4 separate regions of the Mus musculus genome follow, and regions 1, 2 and 4 are each linked to region 3. A link is a loop called in an ENCODE intact Hi-C map of the cell type or tissue named here. Cell type or tissue: heart. All regions are shown on one strand. Each heading gives the region's core, and the rest is flanking DNA. Links, peaks and the distances in the headings are about the cores only. Region 1 has its middle 3.5 kb from the start of Serhl. Region 2 overlaps Tcf20 (transcription factor 20). Region 3 holds the start of Tbrg3 (transforming growth factor beta regulated gene 3). Region 4 overlaps AW121686 (a long non-coding RNA gene).

The links. Hi-C counts contacts between places; a loop is a spot of excess contacts. Peaks named below come from ENCODE experiments on the same cell type or tissue, not always from the same donor. Only the 100,000 strongest peaks of a DNase experiment are listed, where the experiment ranks them.
Region 1: it touches region 3 in a loop (2.0-fold over the local background); 2 of 42 quality-filtered maps call a loop at or near these places.
Region 2: a loop joins it to region 3, with 2.0 times the contacts of the local background. A loop is called at or near these places in 8 of 42 quality-filtered maps.
Region 4: it touches region 3 in a loop (1.9-fold over the local background); 3 of 42 quality-filtered maps call a loop at or near these places.

Annotation. Positions count from the first base shown.
Region 1 is chr15:83,093,963-83,099,408 of GRCm38, reverse strand. No RefSeq gene overlaps it. Among named protein-coding and RNA genes, the nearest start is that of Serhl, 3.5 kb to the left of the region's middle. In heart, for the core only: a CTCF peak has its summit at 3,250 (motif pointing right); no DNase peak of the experiment used is centred there; H3K27me3 peaks cover 347 bases.
Region 2 is chr15:82,812,584-82,818,029 of GRCm38, reverse strand. Tcf20 (transcription factor 20) reads left to right here. Exons shown (of 5, transcript NM_013836.3): 4 at 2,370-2,419. Among named protein-coding and RNA genes, the nearest start is that of Cyp2d26, 21 kb to the right of the region's middle. In heart, for the core only: a CTCF peak has its summit at 3,082 (motif pointing left); a DNase peak (open chromatin) is centred at 3,509.
Region 3 is chr15:82,897,374-82,902,819 of GRCm38, reverse strand. The region is part of intron 1 of Tcf20 (transcription factor 20); the gene reads left to right. It overlaps Tbrg3 (transforming growth factor beta regulated gene 3), which reads left to right and starts at 4,359. Exons shown (of 1, transcript NR_027799.1): 1 at 4,359-5,446. Gm20324 (predicted gene, 20324) reads right to left here and starts at 3,740. Exons shown (of 4, transcript NR_045068.1): 1 at 3,552-3,740; 2 at 1,748-2,101; 3 at 1,006-1,104. In heart, for the core only: a CTCF peak has its summit at 2,585; a DNase peak (open chromatin) is centred at 3,039; H3K4me3 peaks cover 2,807 bases; H3K27ac peaks cover 2,269 bases.
Region 4 is chr15:82,984,634-82,990,079 of GRCm38, reverse strand. AW121686 (a long non-coding RNA gene) reads right to left here. Exons shown (of 2, transcript XR_384274.3): 2 at 2,282-3,357. It also overlaps a transcript of Tcf20 not described here. Among named protein-coding and RNA genes, the nearest start is that of AW121686, 6.2 kb to the right of the region's middle. In heart, for the core only: a CTCF peak has its summit at 2,206; a DNase peak (open chromatin) is centred at 2,139; H3K4me3 peaks cover 1,870 bases; H3K27ac peaks cover 243 bases; H3K27me3 peaks cover 2,458 bases.

The sequences.
Region 1 (5,446 bases), core at 260-5,259, 200 kb before region 3:
GCGGAATCAGTGTGGTGAGTTCCCCAAAGGGGTGACAGGGCAAACCCTGAGCATCACAGGCTGTAGTAAGGGGAGGGAGGGGAGGCTGGGCAGAGCCACTGTGGAGAGAAATTTGAGGCTGAAAAATAGGCCAACGTAGATGAGGGGCTGGAAAATGGGGCCGCCTGGTTGTGACAGGACTTTTCTGAGTGGTTTCACTCAGAGGTTAGGAGCTGGGAACACACCACGCTTTTCTGTTCTATTCTTTGGTTTTTGGAGACAGGGTTCGAACTCACTCCATAGCTGAGGGTGACCTTGAATTGAGCCGCCTCCCTCCCTCTCCAGAACACTGGGGTTGCACGCCTGGTTTATGCACTGCTGGGGGTCAAACACGTGGATGCATGCATGCCAGGCAAACATTCTACCAACTGAGCTACATCCCCAGCCCTTTGAGAACACTTCTGTTGGGTCCAATCAGTGGCATCTATCGGTGGAGAACACACTTTGATTCTCGATAGATAAGGGTCTTCACTGAGTTCTGTCGGAGTACAGTCACTCAGAGCCACTGGGAACAAGACACCTACCAGGAAGCCTGGGACCTTTCCCAATCTTTCCCAGTGACACATTGTTACCAATACTTGCACTTGGCATCTCGCATTCCTTTGACCTCAAAATTCCCTTGCTTCAACCAGCCCCTCCAGCAGCCATGACCTCAGCCGGCTCCTGTCTGTCCTGCTGGTCCATGGCTACAGTCACTGTCCCTCCATTCAGTCTCATCCTCATGTTCACATCCATCTGTGTCCCATCATTTCCATCTACCTCTTCCCTTTCCGTCCCTGTGACTCCATTCTGCCCTGCTTATCCTGCGACCACAAGCTGCCACCAGCCCCTTCCCCACCTCTTATTTTACTCGTGTGAAAATCTGGGTGCCTCTCACTGCGGGCTGGGGTGGGGGTTGATCTCCTGCCGGTCTATTAGATGGTGTTGGGGGGGGGCCTTTCCCTCTCCTGTGCTATCCGTTCTCTACACCTGACTCTTGCTGTCTATATCTCTGAGCCTTTTCCCCCCCTTCCACCCTGGACAATTCCTTCCTTCTACCCTGGACAATTCTACCCTCTTTTCAAGACTTGGTTTCAAAGTCAGCTTCCCTAGAAACCCTCTCAGCCCTCACGGGTGGAAGCACCTCCTTGTTTCTGTTCACACCATTGCTACCTGCCTCTCACCCCCACGTGGCTCTAGCCGTCTCTCTCTCTCTGAATGCATGTTGGCTTCTTAAAAAGTAGGATATGGTCCTTGTAAAAAACAGTTTCCCCGCTAACATCTACCTGAGGGCCTTGTGCACAGGAGAGACTCAATCGATGACTGCCTATTGGATTGGCTGAGAATCGCTGCCCCAGGCTCACTCTCTAGGGGCTCACACAAGCTATAGCAACAAGAGGGCAGGGAGGATGTGTGAGTGTTTTTTAAGGTCTTAGGTTCCTACCCTGTGCTTAAGCTTCCTCAGATTGGAATAGCAGCAGCATCCAGGGGAAGGGATTACTAAACACACACATCCCCAACTGAGAGAGACAAGAGTTCCCCAGGAGTTCCCCCCTTTATCAGCAACAGGAAGCTCCTAGCTAAATCTGTGAAATGACACTAAACACAGCATGGGATCCCGGGTTGGATTCTGGAACAGAAAAAGAACCTGGGAGGAGGAGCTGGGGCGGGGCGGGGGGGGGGGGGGGGGGAATCTATATAAGCCCAGAGTGTAGACCGGCAGCAGACCAGTGTTTATTTCTGGCTGCCCATGGCTTGAAAGATGCTGACAGCGCAAGAATGGGGGTGGGGTGGGAGCGTTTAAATTCTGGAGTCTCTTTGCAGTTTTTCCTGTAAATTTAAAATTATACCAAAATTTAAGTTTATTTTTTGCAGAGAGAAATGAAGACCAGAGCCTTGCGTACGGTGGCTCAAGTCTACAACCTCAGAGGTTGTCTTTTTTTGTTTGTTTGTTTGTTTTTGTTTTTCCAGACAGGGTTTCTCTGTATAGCCCTGGCTGTCCTGGAACTCACTTTGTAGACCAGGCTGGCCTCGAACTCAGAAATCCACCTACCTCTGCCTCCCGAGTGCTGGGATTAAAGGCGTGTGCCACCACACCCAGCTATCTCAGAGGTTGTCTTAGGGTTTCCATTGCTGTGAAGAGACATCATAACCAAGGCAACTCTTATAAAGGCAAACATTTAACTGGGGCTGGCTTACAGGTTTTGAGATTCAGTCCACTATCATGGAGAGAAGCATGGCAGCATCCAGGCAGGCATGGTACTAGAGGAGCTGAGAGTTCTACATCTTGATCTGAGGGCAAACAGGAGACTGTCTTAATGGCAGCTAGGAGGAAAGTCTCAGAGCCCACCCCCAGTGACACATTTCCTCCAACAAGACCACACCTCCTAATAGTGCCACTCCCTGGTCCAAGCATATACAAACCACCACAGAGGTTGAGATGCCCAGCCAGGAAGATCTCAAGTTCAAAGCCAGCCTGAGCTACATAGCAAAAACTGTTTCAAAACAACCTCGGGCTGGAGAGATGGCTCAGCGGTTTAAGTGCACTGACTGCTCTTCTGAAGTTCCTGAGTTCAAATCCCAGCAACCACATGGTGGCTCACAACCATCTGTAATGGAATCTAATGCCCTCTTCTGGTGTGTCTGAAGACAGCAACAGTGTACTCACATACATAAAATAAATAAACCTTTAAAAAACAAAACAAAACAAAACAAAAAAACAACCTCAAATTTAACCAGGCACATGCTTGTAATCCCAGCACTCAGGAAGCAGAGGCAGGAGGATCTCTGTGAGTTCCAGGCCAGTCAGGGCTAGAGAGTAAGACCCTAGCTCAAAAGCCAAAACTCAAAAACATTCAAATGAGAACTTTAAAAATTTTATTCATGTTTGTTTATCGAGACAGGGTTTAGTCCGAAAAGGCTTGTTATATTCTGAGGGACTGTTTGTTGAGAAGAAACACAGAACTGTATGTTTCTCTCTACCTGGTCGGTTATCTTAGAGCTCTCAGGTGGTTAATTTTTACTCTATTATTTATTATTATTTATTAAAATGTACTTTATTATTCAGGCTTGACTGAATTTAGAGTTCTGATGGAATTATACATTTGAGCATGTCTGTGAGGTTTTTTTTTTCTCTAGATTAAATTAATTGAGGTGGGGAACCCTACCTTAGCTATGGACAGCACAGTTCCCTGGGCCAAGGAGGGAGGGCACAGCTGGCTGAGCACAGCAGATGGCGCTCTCTGCTTCTCTCTAACACTAAGTCCACAGTCACTTCTGTATTAGTTCCCGTTCTGTTGCTGTGATAAAATACCCTGACCTAAGTGCTTAAGGAAGAGGGTGAGGGTTTTTTTGGCTTATGGTTTCAGATGGACAGAGTTCATCCTGGGGAAAGAGTGTGTGGTGGGAAAAGCAGCAGGAAGCTGGCTGGTCACATTTTTATTTATACACATCAAGATGCAGAAGGGGGGAATGAGAGGGAGAGAGAGAGATGAGGGAGATATGGGAAGAGATGGGGGAAAGAGAGAGATAGGGGCAGAGATGTTGGGAGAGAGATAGAAGGAGGGATGCATCTAGAGGGGGGAGGAGAAGGGGAGAAAAGAGAGGAAGTAGGACAAAGCTAAACCCTCAAAGCCCACCCCCAGTGTCACATTTTCTCCAGCAAGGCTCCACCTGACCTAAAGCTTTCAAAACTTCCCCAATCAGTGCCACCAACAAGAGACCAGGGGTTCAAATTTCTGAGCCCGTGAGCAGCTTTTCTTACTCAAAACACAGTCTGTGCACCATTGACCGGTGTGTGATCTCAGGGGTGGGGGGTGGGTGTGTGTGTGCTGTGGTCCCTGAGACTCTTAGATGCACAAACAGAACCAAAATCACAGGAAAGAAAAAAAGCATGTCCCTCCATCTTTCTCTGTGTCCTTCAGATGGGATTGCCTGTGTGCGGCTGCTGGTGATGGAGGCAGAATTTCAGGCACTCAGTTCACTGGGCAGCACAGACGGCATCCCAGTAGAATCATTTGTTTATGACTCTGTCTTCTTAGGATACTATTAAATCCATTCAATGAATTCTAAGTCTCAGATATGGTCTCAGTTCTAGATTTGCATCTGAGACCGGTCTTCAATCCGTGCACTCAGGAGGCAGGATAAGGAAACTGAGGAAGAAAGGTTATGAGTTCAAGGCCAGCCTAGGCATGTGTCTTAGTGTTTCTATTGCTGTGATGAAACATCATAACCAAAAAAAGAAAGTAAGTTGGGTAGGAAAAGGATTTGGCTTACAGTTCTGGATCATAGTCTGTCATTGGAGGAAGTCAGGACTGGAACTCAAGCAGGGCTAGAACCTGGAGGCAGAAGCTGATGCAGAGGCCATGGGGGTGGGGTTACTGCCTACTGGATAGTTCATCATGGCTTGCTCAGCCTGCTTTCCTATAGAACCCAGAACCACCAGCCACCATGAGCTGGGCCCTCCCCCATTGATCACTAATTGAGAAAATGCCTTACAGCTGGGTGTCATGGAGGCACTTCCTCAACTGAGGCTCCTTCCTTTCTGATGACTTGTGTCAAGTTGACACAAAACCAACCAGTACAACTGATCCCTTGTCAACTTGACACACAAACACATCACTATTAAGCCACAACCTTTCTTTTCTTATTCATCCCCAAGATCCCACATTAGAAAACATAAATAACTTTTAAAAAGTCCCACAGTCTTTGCAAGTTAAAACACATTAAGATTTCAGTATCTTTTTTTTTTTTGGTTTTTCGAGATAGGGTTTCTCTGTATAGCCCTGGCTGTCCTGGAACTCACTTTGTAGACCAGGCTGGCCTTGAACTCAGAAATCTGCCTGCCTCTGCCTCCTGAGTGCTGGGATTAAAGGCGTGCGCCACCATGCCCGGCAAGATTTCAGTATCTTCAAAATATCCAATCTCTCCCAAAATCCAGAATCTCTTTTTTAAAATTTCAAGGTCTCTCAGCTATGGTCTCCTGTAAAAATCAAAATTAGATTAAATTCCTACACGAGAGAGAGGAACCAGGGCACAGTCACAATCTGAACCAAGCAAAACCAAACTCTAACAGTACAAATAACTCAATGTCCAATGTTTGAGAACTACACACGATCTTCTGGGTTCTTCCAAAGGGCTTGGGTCACTTTTCCAGCTCTGCCCTTTGCAGCACACAGAGCTTGTCTTCAATGCTCTGTCTGGCTCTACTCCACAGCTGCTGCTGTTCTTGGTGGCCATCCCATGATGCTAGCATCTCCAAAATTGCTGGGGGGAATGGAATCTCTTGCTTCATTTTCACCAATAGGCTCTCTTCAGCGTGCCAAGCCTTGACTCCTTTGCCTGACCCCTCAGTCCTGGGCCTTCAACTGCCACTGAGGCTGCACCTTCACCCATGGCTCCCCCGGCCTCTCACAGTACCAAGCCTCAG
Region 2 (5,446 bases), core at 291-5,290, 85 kb after region 3:
GTGTCTTTTGCAACAGTCCCTATAACTGGTGGTTTTGTAAACCTTGTGGCATTATGGTGGCCAAGCTTCACAGGGCCATGTTTGACTGGGCCTAGAGACTGGTGGTACAGAGCTGCTGGAGCTCAGGTGAGCAGAGAGTGCTTCCATGAGTTCCAGTTGTCTGTCTCCTGCTGTTAATCTCACTGGCAGATTGGAGCTGCAGGAGTCTTGGTCATGCTATGTGCTGGTAGGTTTTAAATTAATGCATTTTATTTACTGCTATGCTTGTTTCATGCTGGAGGAGGGGCCTAGAAGTTAGTGACAACTGGTGAGTTCTTGGGCCTTGATCTAAGAAAGCTGATAGTCTACCCTGTAGATGAGATGATCTGAGACTCCAGAGGCAGATAATACTAGTGAGTCAAATTCTACCACTATCTCAGCTGATTTGTTTAGGATCCTGAGGGTCTGAGAAGTTTTCATTTATGTGTTCCTCGGCTTCTTATATACAATTACACTTAAAATCTGTGGCTATATAGGCTGCTAATCTGGATTTCATTTAAACTGGTTAAATAGTAAACTTACTAAGGTAAGTGCCTGAGAGCTCTCTGAGAATGTGTGATCAATATTTATTAACATTCTGCCACCATGTCCTGCGTTGGTAACCTGGCTGTCGGTCTGTCAGAGTTGTGATGTACAAAGTGAACTCATTAATTAGATTTATCTGCCCTGCTCCACACACTACCACCTTTGTGCAGTAAAGCTGGACTTCTTGGAGGCACACATATTCTTGCTGCCATCAGGAATGCTGTCACCATGTTAAAAGTTGGAATATATCATTTTTTTTCCTCCAGGGATTAAAATCACCCTCATGGGACTTGGTTTTCCCTCTGAAGTATTCAGTGTGAATTGTGTAATTTAGTATCTTGTGTCTTTGGAGGCTGTGGGATGTAAGTGACAGCAGAAATTCCAGGCTTACCTTTCTAACTTGAATACTGAGCTATCTCTACAGAGGGGGAAAGGGTACTGACTTTTCAGGTGGATTTTATTTTATTTTATTTTATTTATTTTTTTTGGGGGGGGGGTTTGAGACAGGGTTTCTCTGTATAGCCCTGGCTGTCCTGGAACTCACTTTGTAGACCAGGCTGGCCTCGAACTCAGAAATCCACCTGCCTCTGCCTCCCGAGTGCTGGGATTAAAGGCGTGCACCACCATCGCCCGGCTCAGGTAGTTTTTAAAGAGGTTCTGCATTGGTCCTGTGGAGTTAGCTGAACACTCTGTTGGAAATTAACTTTGACAGTGACTATTGTCATTTTAAACATACAGAGAAATTTTTTTTAAAAATTTATTTATTTTATATATGTGAGTACAATGTCTTCAGACACAACAGAAGAGGACATTGGATCCCATTACAGATGGTTGTGAGCTACCATGTGGTTGTTGGGAATTGAACTTGGGATGTCTAGAAGAGCTGCCAGTGCTCTTAACCTTTGAGCCATCTCTAGCCCAATAAAAACATTTTAATGGAAACCACCTATTTTCTTCAAGAGAGTCACGGCTATATTTTTGTAGAATTCTTTTAAGGCTTTTCTTTTAATGAATATAAAACATTTTAATGAAATTTAGGGCTGGAGAGACGGCTCAGTGGTTAAGAGCACTGACTGCTCTTCCACAGGTCCTGAGTTCAATTCCCAGCAACCACATGGTAGCTCACAACCATCTGTAATGGGATCCAATGCCCTCTTCTGGTATGTCTGAAGACAGCTACAGTGTACTCATAAATAAATAATAAACCTTTTTTAAAAATTAAAGTTTATTTATACATTTATATGTCCTGGTTGTTGGGGGTGATTTTTGTATCACAGTATCATGGTTATTTACCCATAGCATCAACCACTTTAAAATACTAGGGTTTGTTTTGTTTTGTGACTGATGCCATGTTAATGTACCATAGATTATTTTGGATGTCAATGTTTTCCTATTAGGAACTACAGTGTGGTCCAAGAAGCAAAGAATATGAGGAAAACAATTGCGTGTCTAAGATGCAGATCTAAATGGTCTTAAATGTTCAATAACTTGAAATCCAGGTACAGCCAAAGCTCCTGGAAGGGAGTATAGGGTCTCCAGTTATCATGTGGGCGCCCCATGGCAGTTCCCTGGATAATCCACTAAACATAATAAAGCTAGGGGAAATACATATATGTCCAATGGCATCTGGCTTCTCCACAAGTACTGTTGGTTTATTTTATATAAAAGAGTATTGCATATATACATTTGAAACTAGGAAGGAAATAAATCAGTATTGAGGCCCCTTACATTTATGTGTATCTGTCCAACCAGTATAGCCATACTCAGTTAAGCATACATTCTAATCTGACTGTCTTGTTTTGTAGATTGTTTGCTGCATGAGGAGAATTTCTCGGTGAGGTGCCCCAAGCACAAGGTGAGTCACTGACCCCTGCACTCTCAGTGGAGCTGGCTATGTAGCTGGGAAATAGGGGTAAACCCCAGACACTGGGAGGCTTCACCCGTGCCCGTTCCCTATGCTGTAGCTGTAGCCTTCTCCTGGCCTTTGGAAGGTGGCGTGTCACTGAACTGAATGACTCCCTGGGGAAGGGGCCCAACAGCCTTTGTGGTAGGTTGGGAAGAGGTTTAGTTTTTTGAGGGGAATGTCTGTGATTCAGGAGTAATTAAATATCAGACCCAATAAAACTTACTGCTTTGTACATGAGTTTTAGTAGAACTCTATCTAGTTTGTGGATCTGGTTAATGAGTTGGTGCAAGGCCTGGTCTAGAAACATCTATCACACTAGTAAGTAGGCCAACTCCAGAGCCTGGGAGAAGCCCTCATTCTCTCTCAAGTAGTGCAGCAGAAGCAACCCAGCGGTGTATAGGTGATGGCTGCTGCCGGCCCATTTCCCAGTGTGGTGAATGCTCACTTCCTTTAGGAAAGGTGAAAAGATGAGACTTGTACCCATTCCTGCGGTACAACAGAAAGCATGGGATGGGATGAAGGAGGAGGGCAAAGGTGGAAACTTCTGCTGCCCTGCTGCCCCTGTTTTCCTGTACTTGGATCTGTGTAGCTGAGGTCACACTGACACCTGGTGGTCATTGGCGCTCAGTCTCCAGAAGGGCTGGAAAATACTAAAGGAGTCATCTTTAGAGGACTGTCCTCAGAATGTTCCTGACAGATTATGCTTGCTTTTAAGAATAATTCTCAGAGATGGGTCTTAGGATCAGACAGTATTCTCTTTATTTTTACTTATAATCATGTTTTACCTCAGCAAGCCCAGTCTGGGTGCCTCCTGTTTGTCATTCAGTACTGACTCTGCTTTTTATTTCCTTTTCCATGTGCCATTCCTGTCCTTTCGTCTACCCTTCCTGGTTCCCACACACTGTATTTCCTGTTCTGTCCCTTTTGTCTTGTCTCTTGGCTTTGGCCGGCATCAGCCTCCCCTTCCATGCCCTCTCCCCCCCTTGCAGAACAAGACCGCAAAAGGCAGCCTCAGCACAGAGCAGTCCGAGCGGGGGTGAGGGGGGAAGTGTGCACGTGGGAATGGACAGCAAGCACAGGTGAGTTGGGGCCTGCTGAGCTCCCACCACCTCCTCACCCAGCTCCGTGTGTATCTGGCCTCTGGCCTCCTAATGGCTCTAGGCTGCACCACCAGCTTTTAGTCATGTGGATTAATAAAGCAATAACAGAACAGCTTTTTATTTTGTTATTTAGCTTCCTGAATGTCTGCAAGAAGGCTTCAGAACTAACTATCCACTGCCAATTGGAGTCAGGACAACTTTTCTAAAGTTAGCCCTTAGTGAAGAGCTGACAAATGAGCCTATGAGTGATGGTCCTAAAGGCAGAGCTTCTAAGACAACCCTGTGGGTGGGAATCTTCTGCCAGGAGCCTGGTCTTTTGACTCTTGCCTTAGTGGAACCTAACCAGTGGTCACTTTAAAAACAAAACAAACAAACAAACAAAAATCCTTAAATTTTGGTAAGGCTTATATACTATGTTTGTTCGTTTGTTTTTGAAAAGAAAAAACAAACAGAATATTTTCCAAATTTTATTATTTGTAATCTCACTCCAGTATTGTGAAGAATTCTTTTTTTTTTTTTTTTTTTTTTTTTTTAAAAGCAAGCCAGGCAGTGGTGGCGCGCACCTTTAATCCCAGCACTTGGGAGACAGAGGCAGGCGGATTTCTGAGTTCGAGGCCAGCCTGGTCTACAGAGTGAGTTCCAGGACAGCCAGGGCTACACAGAGAAACCCTGTCTCAGCACCCCCCCCCCAAAAAAAAAAAGGCAACAAAAAAAACAAGGCAAATGAGATTTACTGGACTTTCATCATCCAGTTTCACTATATTCTTAATGGTGTCAAGGTATTAAACTGTGATGGGTGTGCTCACAGCCATAAGAATGCAGCTTAGTGGAGACGGGGTCTGGAAGCTTGCTTTGTCCTCTCTGCCCTGCATGTCACTGAAGGATGAGAAAAAGTAGGCTGAAGAGAATGGAACTTACATGGCCAGAGGCCTTGTTGCTCCAGTGGGCAGAGGTACTAGCTGTCTCTGAGGGATAATTCTCTAAATAGGGTCCTCTGTTCCTACAGCCACAACAGGCTCATTCTCTGTTGGGTTTGCCCTCTTCCCTGGTTAGACTAAAATCTAGGAGGTTTTTTATTGTCATTTTCTGGAAAAAAATCATAAATTTGAAAAACAGTTGAATCCATCTCAGAGTATTTGGCTTTCCTCCTCCATGAAAATGTTTGTTTAATTGGTAGTTCATTTACTGACTTCAGAGAAGGCTGCTTGCACCTTGCTGTGCCATAGGTCTGGATTCAGATGTGGGCTCCCTAGAAGGGATGCAGGGTGCTTTGTTATAGTGCTTTTTGTCTTTGCCTGCCTCTTGTGAAAGGTTCATGAAAACCACCTACTTGCTCTTGGGGCACAAGGTCCTACCTAACATGAAGACTAATGGACTGACAAGGCGTTGTCAGCTCTGCAGTTTTAGAAGTTGCTGGTTTGTACAAGCTGTACAAAGTGGTGATCTCTCTCTCTCTCTTTCTCTCTCTCTCTCTCTCTCTCTCACACACACACACACACACACACACACACACACACACACACACACACACACACAAGCATATCTGTGTGTATGTTTTGGAGAACTATTTACATTGGCCTTCAGTGGAACTAATGGACTTGAATGCCACCTAAGTAGAATCTGCAGTTTCTATGTCGTTGTCTCTTTAAGTTGGCCCAGTGGTTAGAGTCAAACTCTAAGCAGGTCATGAGACATATTCTTGAAGTAAGTGTCCTTGAAGGCTTGGCTGAGGTGGAACTTGGTTTTGTCTTTAATTGTAGCCTGACTTTTGGAATCCAGACCTTGGTAACTCATGTGTTTGGGACCTTGGTTGTCATCCTACTTATTCTTGGGTTCTTCCAGCTCCAGCCCCAGACCCTGAGCAGAACAGTGAGTT
Region 3 (5,446 bases), core at 285-5,284:
CAGCTGAAACAGACACCCTGGCTCAGTTCTCACAAGTCACTGATCTGCTGAGCAGGGCCAGTCTCCTCAATCAATCCGTGCTGACAGATGGTAGCAGAATCAGTGACCTAGAGGCAGAAGGCTCCATTTGTAATCCCAGAGCGGCCCAGGTTCTTGGAGGAGGGCTGAGGAGTTTGTAATAAAAGGAGTGACACAGGGTTTCCAAAAGCCATCTCAGAGCCAGAGAAAGAGAGAAGGGATTAGTTTTGCCTCTGGAATTGATACACAGTGATTCCGTTCAATAGGTAGTTTAGAGTGGACTGGGTTAGGAGAGATGGGAGAAAGAAACAGCTCATTTACTTTGTTTTCTTTAAAAGACTACAAAGTATAGAAAGAAAACTGAGATGGATACATTTGAGACAAGGAGGATACAAGAGGCTGAAGCAAGCTGGGTGTAGTATTGTCAGGGCCGCGATCCCAGCACCCCAGAGGCTGAGTCTGGAGGATGATGACTTGAAGCCAGCCTCTGAGACTCTGTCTCAAAACAAAGTAACGACCCTGAGTTGTAGGACTTTGGGTAGCAATTAATTTCCCTGAGCTTTATCTGCTCAGCTGTTCTGGCCTCCAATTTACAGTGATATCCTTCTTTCAGTCTCCTGCATCCTTGGACTCCAAGCGTGTATCACAGTGCATGGTGGTGTTAGAGTTAGTTGTGTCTGGTACTGCATGAATTCTTGGTGCAGCTCTCATTAGATACTCTCAGTACCTATTAAGTGAGGTAACACTAGGGGGTCAGGCATGGAACTCAGCGGGGAGAAATGAGTTGTCCAGGCCCCCCACACAGCACAAGAGCACTACTACCTGTCTGCTGGTCATGATTTCAATGAATGTGTTTCCTCTGTGTGATAATTCAAAGGCATATGGTAGGGTCCCAGCAGATCTGGCTGTAAGAATGGGGCAAGCTTCCATGTGGTGGTCATCTGGATAGTGTTCTGAAAGGGACTGAAAGAGTAGGGAGGGGGCTACCGTAGGGAAGGAGGCAGGGACTGGACCCAGTGTTTCTCTGCATCCTGTTCCTCGTGAGCTCTCTGGTATCCTTCTTGTCCCCGTGAGGCAAAGTGAGACCTAGGAAGAAGGGAGAATGAGGAAATGGTGTCCCTTTATGAACTGGCTGGGGATGCCTTCAACACTGAGTCACCAAGAAGGCACATCTACATTCTCCTCCCTCCCACGCCCCTTGGTGCAGAAAACTTTAGAGGTTTCCAGTTCCTCCCACCTTTCTCATGGCAGTCTTGACACTAGCAGTAGCCAGGCTGTGGTCTCTTAAAAGCCTTAGTGGCTGAGAGTTTGAAAGAAACAGAACAATGGGAACAGCTAGAGGGCAGGGCCTGGCGGTCTATTCAGCTTTGCCGCTTTGCTCCGGAAGGGCTTGGCACTTTGCCTGTTGTCAAAGAGGTGTGGGGGAGTCAAATCTCCGGGAACAGCCAGACCTGCGTTGGACTAGCCCCTACTTGATGAGGTGGGCTGGGAGAAATCATTACCTTCTCCACCACATCCTCCTGATAGGGTCCCTAGAACCAGGATCCCTAGCTGTGCCTGGAATCACCAGACCCTCTGTGGGTGGCCTGAGGCTAGGGAGAGTGAAGTACTCTGGCTGGATAGAATGAAAGGTGAAAGGGTAAAAGCCAGGCCACAGGGATCTGTAGATCCCAAATATATGAAATCTGGTCCCCAGACCAACCACAACTGACTCCTGTCAGCATCTCACCTTACACCCAAAGCATGTTTGGATTCCAGTTTCCTCTCAAGTTGGGTTGCTTTAGAGGGGAAGCCACAGACTCCCCAACATCTAGGCTGGATGCAGGCTTAGTTTAGAATCAGTAGTTTTAGGGACACATAATTCAAACCTTCTCCTTCCTCTTGCATCTGTGAGGTCCAAAGTGGAGAGGTCTCTGAGTGTGCCAAAAGCAGGGTATAAATAGTCCAACCTCACCCTCTCCTTATTAGCTTCATTTTGCATAGCAGAGGGGTGGGCACACAGTAGGTACTGCCATCTAAGGCAGCAGTTCCAACCTAGGCGTCGGGACAGCTTTGGTAGTGAATGACCCTTTCACAGGAGAGGCTGTCAGAAAACAGAGATTACTATTCATAACAGTAGCAAAATTACAGTTATGAAGTAGCATTGACATAGTTTATGGTTAGGGTCACCACAATATGAACTATATTAATGGGTCAAAGCATTAGGAAGGTTGAGAACCACTGATCTATGAGACGGTGGTTGTACATGAGATTTTTCTTGAGGAAAAAGAAATTTAGCCCTTTGCTCTGTGAAGATATCTGAGGAACAAGGGAAGGCTGGCTAGGGCCTGAGGCATGGCCCTGGAAATCTCTTACTTCAGTTCTGGGCCTACCATCCAGGAGTGCAGAACCTCAGCACCACTGCAGACTACTGGTGTGGAAGTCTATTTTACACGTGAGGTAGGTTGGCTTCTTTGCTTTTAGAACGGAGGAAACTGAGTGTCAGAGACTGTTGTTCATCCAGGAACACCCAGTAGGCACCATGGGCAGAGAGTGCATCCGCACACACCAGGCCATGTTACCCACCTGGGCCCGGCGGACGTTAAGAAAGCGGGAGCCACCCTGGTGGCAGCTCAAGTAACTATACAAATTGCCACGGGCTTCAAGGGCTGCCAAAGGCGCGACTTCGGATTTGGAGGCTCTGGGAGAACTCCAGAAATCCCAGTAGAAGGTTCTGTGCCACTAACTCCCCAGAAAGTTGCTCTGGGGCACCCCACAAGGTAGCCTTAAGCGGAGGGCTGGAGGTAGCACTGGGCGCGTGGTCCCGGACCGCAGAGTAGGGGGTCTCCTTGCTGCGCCTCTCGACGCTGCCACACGCGGGTGGGCAGCGCGCCACCCCGCCCCCGGCCCCGCCCCCTGCGCCCGCCCCGCCCCGCCGCGCGCCCTCCCGCCCGCCCGCGCGCCGGGGCCCGGAGCCGCCTCATTGGCTGCGCGCCGTCACCTGACGCTCTGTTATTTCCTGTGTGTTGGGAGAATGGAGAGAAAAAACCCGGAGCCGAGCCGCCTTCGGCCCCTGCGAGGCGGCCACGGCCTCAGCCGGGGGAGCCCTCCCTGAGGCGCGCCGGAGCGGGGAGTGAGCCAGCGAGCGCGCGGGCCGGAGCGAGCCTCTAGGGGCCGCGGCCCCGGCCCGCCCCGCCGTCGGCCTGGGCGTCCGCGCTGGAGGCGGTGGAGGCACCCCCACCCCCACCCCGCGCCGCGCCGCCGCCCCCTCCCCTCCCAGCGCCGGCGGAGGCCGAGGGACGGGCCGGGGGGCTCCTGCAGGTAACCGCCGCCCGGCCTGAGGAGAAAGGGCAGCCCGAGGGGCCGGGACCGGGCCGCGCCGCTCAGGCTGGCTGCTGGGAGCACAGGTCGTGGCCCGGCCCGCCCTGCAAGTGCTGAGCCTCGGGAGTCGCGGAGCGGGCTGAGGGGACCGGCGTGGGCTGCCGAGGGGTCAACGGCCAGGACCGGCGTCAGGGCAGAGCGGCCGGAGGCTCTGGGGCTGCGGGCGGAGATACCTGGTCGTTGCGGCCTGAGGTGCTGAGGGGTCCACGTTCTTGGCAGCCCCGCGGGGACCGGCGTTGCTGGCCTCTTGGCCGGGGGCTGGGGGCGAGGCACCCGTGAAGGGCCGGGCTTGGAGCGGGCCGGGGAGGGGCCGGCTGGGGCTGGCGGAGCAGCCGCGCGAACACCTGAGGCCATGTGGATGCGGCTGCCTGTCGCCTGCCGGCGGCCCAGAGCAGGTACCCGGCGGCGGGGCGCGAGCTAGGGGCGCAGGATGCACTTCCTGTGTGGGGCGCTCTCCCCTCCCCCGCCGCGGTGAGCAGGGCAGGGCGCAGGGTCCCGCGGAGTCCACGAAGGAGCTCTTTCTCGCGGGTAGGGGATGGGAAGGCGAGGCTCTGAGTCTCTCTTCCTCATTCTCACGGAAAAGTGGTGGCTTATAGAAGAGTTTGCTATCCGGCCTGCGGCGGGAGGTGGGATGTCTTGAGTGCGCCGGGATGGGAGTGGAATTTAGTGTGTGTGTGTGTGTGTGTGTTGGGGGGGGGCAGTGGAGCTGCGGATTCCTCCACGGTTTGTGGGTGCGGACACCAGTTTTGCTTGCCTGCCTGTATTCAACTCCTTTGGGGACGAATCAGAATTAGGGGTTTCTACCCGAGCTCTGCGTTCTCCCTCCAGAGATTAGATGACTCTGGTAAATGCTATAAAAATGGATGGAATTTTTGAGCTATTATCTAACAGGCTGATCTTTGAATGATAATTGGACCCTTATGTTAACAGCCTTAGTGAAGAGTTTTATAAAAGATTTTACATGGGGTGGCATTGGCAGCTGGGGAAACGGCACTAAATTCTGATCTAGGAGGCCTGGAATGCACTTCCAGCTTGGCCACCAAATAAACTGTAGCCCTGGGCAAGTTACCTACCCTCTCATGCCTCAATTACACTTCTGTTAAAGACTCCCTTGCAGGCCAGACATTTCGAAGGTTTATTTGAGTTTGGTTTGGTGGTTCTTCCACTCCGGTTTTGTGCTCGCTCTCATTTTGATCATAGGAACTTTACTGAGAGATGTAAGATGCGCCTCACTGGCTTGAGAAGTAACTTGGTCAGGGTAGTTTGTGCTCAATTCCCAGTGCTTTTCTGTGCTTCTGAAGAGAAAACGCACACTATTAATAGCAGTCTAGCTTATGTTGAATGCACATTATTATGCTTTTTTTTTTTCCTTTGTGATAAGAGTTTTCCGAAAAAGCACTGGCTAATTGGGAAATATGGATGCGATGATTGGGTCTGTTTTTGTTGGAAGCCCTTTCCACGTGGGGAAGGGATGCTATTTCAAGATCTTTTAGGTGACTCTTACTTGGCTAACTTCAAATTCCAATTTCAGTCTTGGAGTAGGGATAAAGTAGAATTAGCTATGCGATGTAGTAGGCTTGCAGAATTAATATCCACCTCAGGATGCAGTAAATGGTTTGCATCCCCGGTTTATTCCTAGTGGTAGCAGGGTACTTCCCTGGCAGATGCTGAAGAACCCGTTAGTTTTACTGATTTTCTGGTGTGTGAGGGCCCTGGGCCATATGCTTTTGAATGGTAAGTACTCTTAGACCAACTTGGATTTTGCTCTTGTTTGTGGAAGACTTTGTTTTGTTTTGTTTTTGTTTGTTTTTTTGTTTTTGCTCAATTCCCCATAAAATATAGCTCACTATGGTTTTTTTAGATCATTTTTTAAAAAATTTTGGTCTGTATAGCCTTAATGGTCTTTAAACGTGGATGGCAAAATGGGCTCATAATGTTTATCTTGTGTATGTGTTAAAAGAAGGTTTTCTTTTATATTAGTTAAAATCATGCCTGTCACATAAGGAGACACTTAAGATTATACATATGAGTTATTTGGAATTTTTTATTAGGACTTGAATTATGACCT
Region 4 (5,446 bases), core at 270-5,269, 87 kb before region 3:
GCCTCCAAATAGCGTCTCTTCCAGTATGGTTTAAGTGCTTTATAGGTCATTAACTACTTGACAGAGAGAGCCTGACACTTAAAGCAACGAATTTGGCGCCTCTGCCAGGGAAAATCAATCAGAAATGAAGACGGAGCATCAGCAGCCTTAAAGATATACCGGGCAGGCAAACGGGATTCGATTTGCACATAATTTTAAAGGCCTCTCCATTGTGTAAATCGAGGCACACTGGTATTTGAGGTCATTTATAAATCTGAAACTAGAGTTTAGAAATACTTAGCCTTCTCCTTGGCGAATTTTCCCCCTCATCCTTAATGAAATATTTCAAAGACATGGAAATGTACAGAGACAAGCATAAACATTTAGGCTCACTGTGTCAAATAAGCATTTCAGCTACGGTGGAAGCATCTACATCTAGAATATACCACTTGTTTTTCTTCCTGCCTTGTTGGCTCCATCTTCTCAGGGAGACCTAAGCCGACCACCCATCCCTGCCCAAGACATCATCCCCACCTCTGAAACAGGAGTGCAATTACAGCCTCTTTAATTAACTTGGCGATTAATCACCAGCTGCTTGTGAAATAGCTTTCATTGTCCTTGTCCATCTCTGGATGGGGTGGGGGTGGGAAGGAGGCAGTCAGGGTGTGTGTGGGAGGATGGGACAGTGGGGCCCTGCTCAGAGCACCACGCTGGACATGGTTGGTTGGAAGGTCTACCTGCGAACTCCTAGCATTTAGAGGGCTGCCTCTCTTCTGGACTCTGGGTAGGCAGTGGCCACCAGGGGCCAGGATCAGAAATGAGCTGGAGGAGGTTAAGCCCCAAGAGAGCAGTGGGCAGCTGGGAAGGGAGTCTGTCCCCAGCAGCCTCAGGGCTTCTGCGCTTACTGTTCACAGATCCAAAGGAGCCTGTGGGTTGAAAAATATAAATGAGCCTGGTTTGGAAATTGGGTCTTCACGGATTTAATTGACCTAGGATAAGGTTACACTGGATTAGGGTGGGCCCTAAATCTACCAACTGGTGTTCTTATAAGAAGGGCACGTGAAGTCACGGACACAAGAACTCATTCATCAGGCACCAAGCCAGCCTTCCTCAGTCCCGACTCTGGATACACACTATATAGGAAACAGGTTTCCCCGGAGCATTTTTCTGGTTCATTAACCCACTACGATCCAACTCTATGAGCAGCGCCTCCTACACACTCCTTTATCAGGCAAGCCCTTTCTCAATCTCTTCTTAGAAACTACTCTTCAATCAAAAAGACCTCTCAGGGTTTCTCCAAGGACATCCCAACCAAAGATCGGTATCTAGGATCATGTCACTTGCTCGTGGTTTGATCATTCTTGTGGCTCTCCCTGGGTACACACGTGCTATGCCCAAACAGTCAGAGATTGACACTGTGACCTGTGTTAAGCAGGTGGGTTTCCATGAAGGGAGAGGCTCAACAGTCACTGCGATCTTAGCACGGAGACAGGAGGGGTTTCATTTCGGCGCTGCGAAACGCCGTGCTAGGGACAGCACATTCACTGAAATAACTTATATTGCGACCCTCTTCTTGCTTTAGTCTAACACTGGACACGTGAGAAGCAGGTTCTGATACCCCACAGGGCATTGCTGTTTACAAAGCTGGAGCCTACATATTAAGCCTATATGTAACCACAATCAGGCCGGTGGTTCCTCCAATCTCTGTACCTCTGTTTCTCCTTAGGACTGTTGCCAGCGTTAAATATAGCTCCAAGACCCCACGTGCACCATTTCTATTAATATAATCCACAAATGTTTTTGATACACCTACTATAAGGCAGGCACTGGGGCTACACTACTAAGCGGTCGAAACCCCGAGTCCTGACCTCATGGAGGTGGAGAAGGACAAAGAAATGTAGTTATCATTCGAGGTGGGATTAAACATTACGATGGGGAGCACGGTGTTAGAGAGTAAAAGGCTGCAGAGTTCAGGAGGAACCCACAGAGCAGCGGCCGCCTCAGGGGGAAAAAAAAGGCAAAGAATAAAATCTACACACCACCACCACCACCACCACCACCTCTGAGTCTTCTTCGTCTCAGCCAATTAGGCATCAGCATCGCGAGTGGGCTGACCAATCCTGAGCTGGAACAGGAGCCTTGGTCGCAGGCCACGGTTTCCTAGCGGAGGGAGGCCAGGGCAGAGACACTTCGCTTTGCCCGCCCAGGCCACGCCCTCTCTCCGCCCAGGGCCACGCCCCCGCAGCCAGCTGCGTTTGCCCGGAGCCCGCAGCTAGCGGCCGTTGGGGATGAATATTGTTCTAAAGGAAAAAAAAAAAAAGAACAAAACAACTAAAAAAACGGAGAAGGGGGTTAGGGGCAAACACCACGTGGCTGCAGGAGGATTACAAGATTTCCTTTCCTTTCTCTACTGACAAGATTGCAAAATGTGTGTGAACCAGAAGGCACAGCCAGGACGGGAGCGTGAGGAACTGTAGTAGGCAAGGTAGGCACTGGGATGAGACACTGGGTGAACCTTGAGGGCATCGCTCATGTGCTGGGTTGTGTAGACCCGGAGACTGCTGAAGCTGTGTAGACGCAAGCGACCCGAGGACCCCCGAGGCGGTGTAGATGAGCGCAGGTGGTGCGGAGGAGGCGCCCGGGAGATCTGAAACGGGGACAGACTGATCCCCAAGGCTGAGGTCCGCAGTGGCTGGAGAGTGTGTGGAGGTGCGCGCGGTCCTGGGACTCGGGGGACCTCCAGGTAGCCGGGAGCAAGCGAGGCTGTGGACGCGAGTTGATGGTTGGTAGTGTTGCAGAGCCACGGGAAGCTGTAGACGCTTCTGGAAAGTTTGCTGGAGTGCGTTGAGTAACTCCCGGAGGGGAAAGGGGCAGCTCGCACACACGAAGACCCCGCGGCGTCCCCAGAATCTTAGGTTCTTGGTTATGGCGACTTGTGCGGGTGGGAGCTCCAAGCCTCGGGTTCAGCAGCCCCCTTTTCCCCCGGGTAGTAAGATGAGGCAGGAGACCTTGATTCCGCTAATCTGCTCTTTGGTGCAATTGGCTGCATTTGAAGTGTCCCCGTCTCTCCAGTGAGGAATCTGAGAAAGAGGGTAACTTGGTGTCCCACTCTAGGAATCAGAAGACAGGACTAACACCATGCGTTCTGGCTGCTTTTCTCAGCTTCAGTGAGGAGGTTTGGGTGTGGGTGTGGGTTGGGGGAGTATAGGGCAGTATAGATGAGACAGAGGGATGGGGGTTGTGTTGTTTTGGGACTTCTGGATTTGCTTGTCATTGCCCCCGTGGCTCCAGGTGTCCATGTATCTTGGAGGCGGGAGCTCAAGGCAGAGCTCTGGCAGGGGACGCTAGTGTCTCTTATTCTTCCCAAAGGTGTGAAGCCTGGGGCAGAGCCAGTGGGACAGGGGATTAGTGACACTCTTCTATAAGGAAAAAAAGGCGCTTTGACTGGGCGGGTGTGGGGGTAGGATGGGGGTGGGGGGAGGAGGGCAGAGAAGAGCCTGCTGGTGAAGAGATACAGACATGTCTAGGGTGATTCTTGGGTGAGTCCCAGGCTCATTTTCTATCACGTTCTGTACCCTTGGTCCCTGTGGGACCTTTGCATGTATTGTTTATTCTTTCTTTAAAAAAGATTTATCGTCAGATGTGGTGGCATATGTCTTTAACATCATCATTCAGAAGACAGAGGCAGGTAGATCTCTGTGAATTTTGAGTCCAGCCTGGTCTACCTGGTGAGTTCTGGGACAGTCAGGGCTACATAGAGAGATCATATAGTATTTTACTTTGTGTGTATGTGTGTACATGCGTGGGGGCATGTGTGTGTGTGCGCGCGTGTGCATGTGCGTGTGTGTGCGTGTGCATGTGCTGGAGCATCAGTACCACTGTCCTTATTGGGAGATCAGAGGTCTACTTGCCGAGTTAGTGCTCTCCTTCTACCTTGTAGGCCCTGGGATTGAACTCAAGTCCTTGGGCTTGGCTGCAAGCACTTTTACCTGCTGAGCCATCCTCACAGCCCCTATTTATTCTGTTGATTGATACAAAACAGAACATCTGCTGCAGCTAGGCATGGGCAGTGGAGCAGTGACCAAGACAGAGCTAGTCACATTCCTCACAGGGATTCCAGACCAGTGCAGGGACACAGGTGACAAGCAATACACGGCCAGGAAGGAGAGGCAGCTTGGGTGGGCATCAAAGAGAGCCTGTCTGTAAGGGCTGACCGGAAGAGGTGGTCGATAATGCGCCTCATCTCCTGGGTCCCAGGGCCATTGTCACAACTTTCAGGAAGGCTTCCTTGCTCTTCCTGACTTCTTGATAGTTCATATATCACATATATCATATATATGTGATAGTTCATCTATATATGTGTATGTATGTATGTATATATATGAGAGAGTCCCATATCTGGCATGATGCTTTGTATGGACAACACGGTAAATGATGTCTGTCCATGTCATTAAGCAGGAGCTCAAAGATGGCAGCTTTCTGCTGGCCGGATGAGAGGCAAAGGGCCTGGTGGCCAGGTAGACCTTCCCAAAGAAAATGAGCTGTTCAGCCTGGCAGGTGTGCAGGGATTTTTCTTTCTTTTCTCCTTTCCCCTGGCTGGAGGCCTGGGCTCCACCACTTCAGGCCACGCTCATAGAAATGAATTAAAAGAAGCCAGCAGGCCTAGAGGGAGAAGCAGGCAGAGTGCTCATAGCAACACTAAAGCGGTGTGTGTGGGGGGGGCGGGGGGGGGGGACGGGACGGGACCACAGGGCCTCATCAGGGAAGGCGCAGGAAGGAGAGCACCTGTCCTAGCCCTAGGCTCAGACCCCCCCCACCCTCCCCTGCTCCCACTTTTTTGTTTGTTTGTTTTTGTTTTCAAGTCAGGGTTTTTCTATGTAGCCCTGGCTGTCCTGTTTTGTTTGTTTGTTTGTTTTGCTTTTATTTTCCTGGCTGTCCTGGAACTCACCTCTGTAGACCAGGCTGACCTCGAACTTAGAGATCCTCAGGCCCCTGTCTCGAAAGAGCTGGGATTAAAGATGTGTGCCACCCACAGGACTGCTCCTATTTCTTGCATGAAGTTTCCTTTAGCACTACTCTGAGGGAACGTAGAGAGCGAGGGACCCCGGATGGCTAGATTACAGGGCCACCATAACTATATCCACTTCCTGTCCTGTGGACAGGACCCTGAACAGCTTCCCTTAGCCAGAGTCAGACCCCTAAATAGAGCTGCATACATGGAGTCAGATCACAGACTCTTGGCTGGAACGCTGGAATCCCGCTTAGAAGAACTGGCTGTAATTTGATTTTTCATGGCTTCTACGCCCGGCAGACCTGTTCTCCTGGCACCTTCCCCCGTGGCAGGTTGTCGGATTCTTGCAGATGTTGGATGAAGCTCTTATGGAATCTCCCTCCAACCCACCCCACTTCAGGGGTTTGAGCAGGCCCATGGCTAGAGAGCCTGTCTACATACTTTATTCAGGCTCTG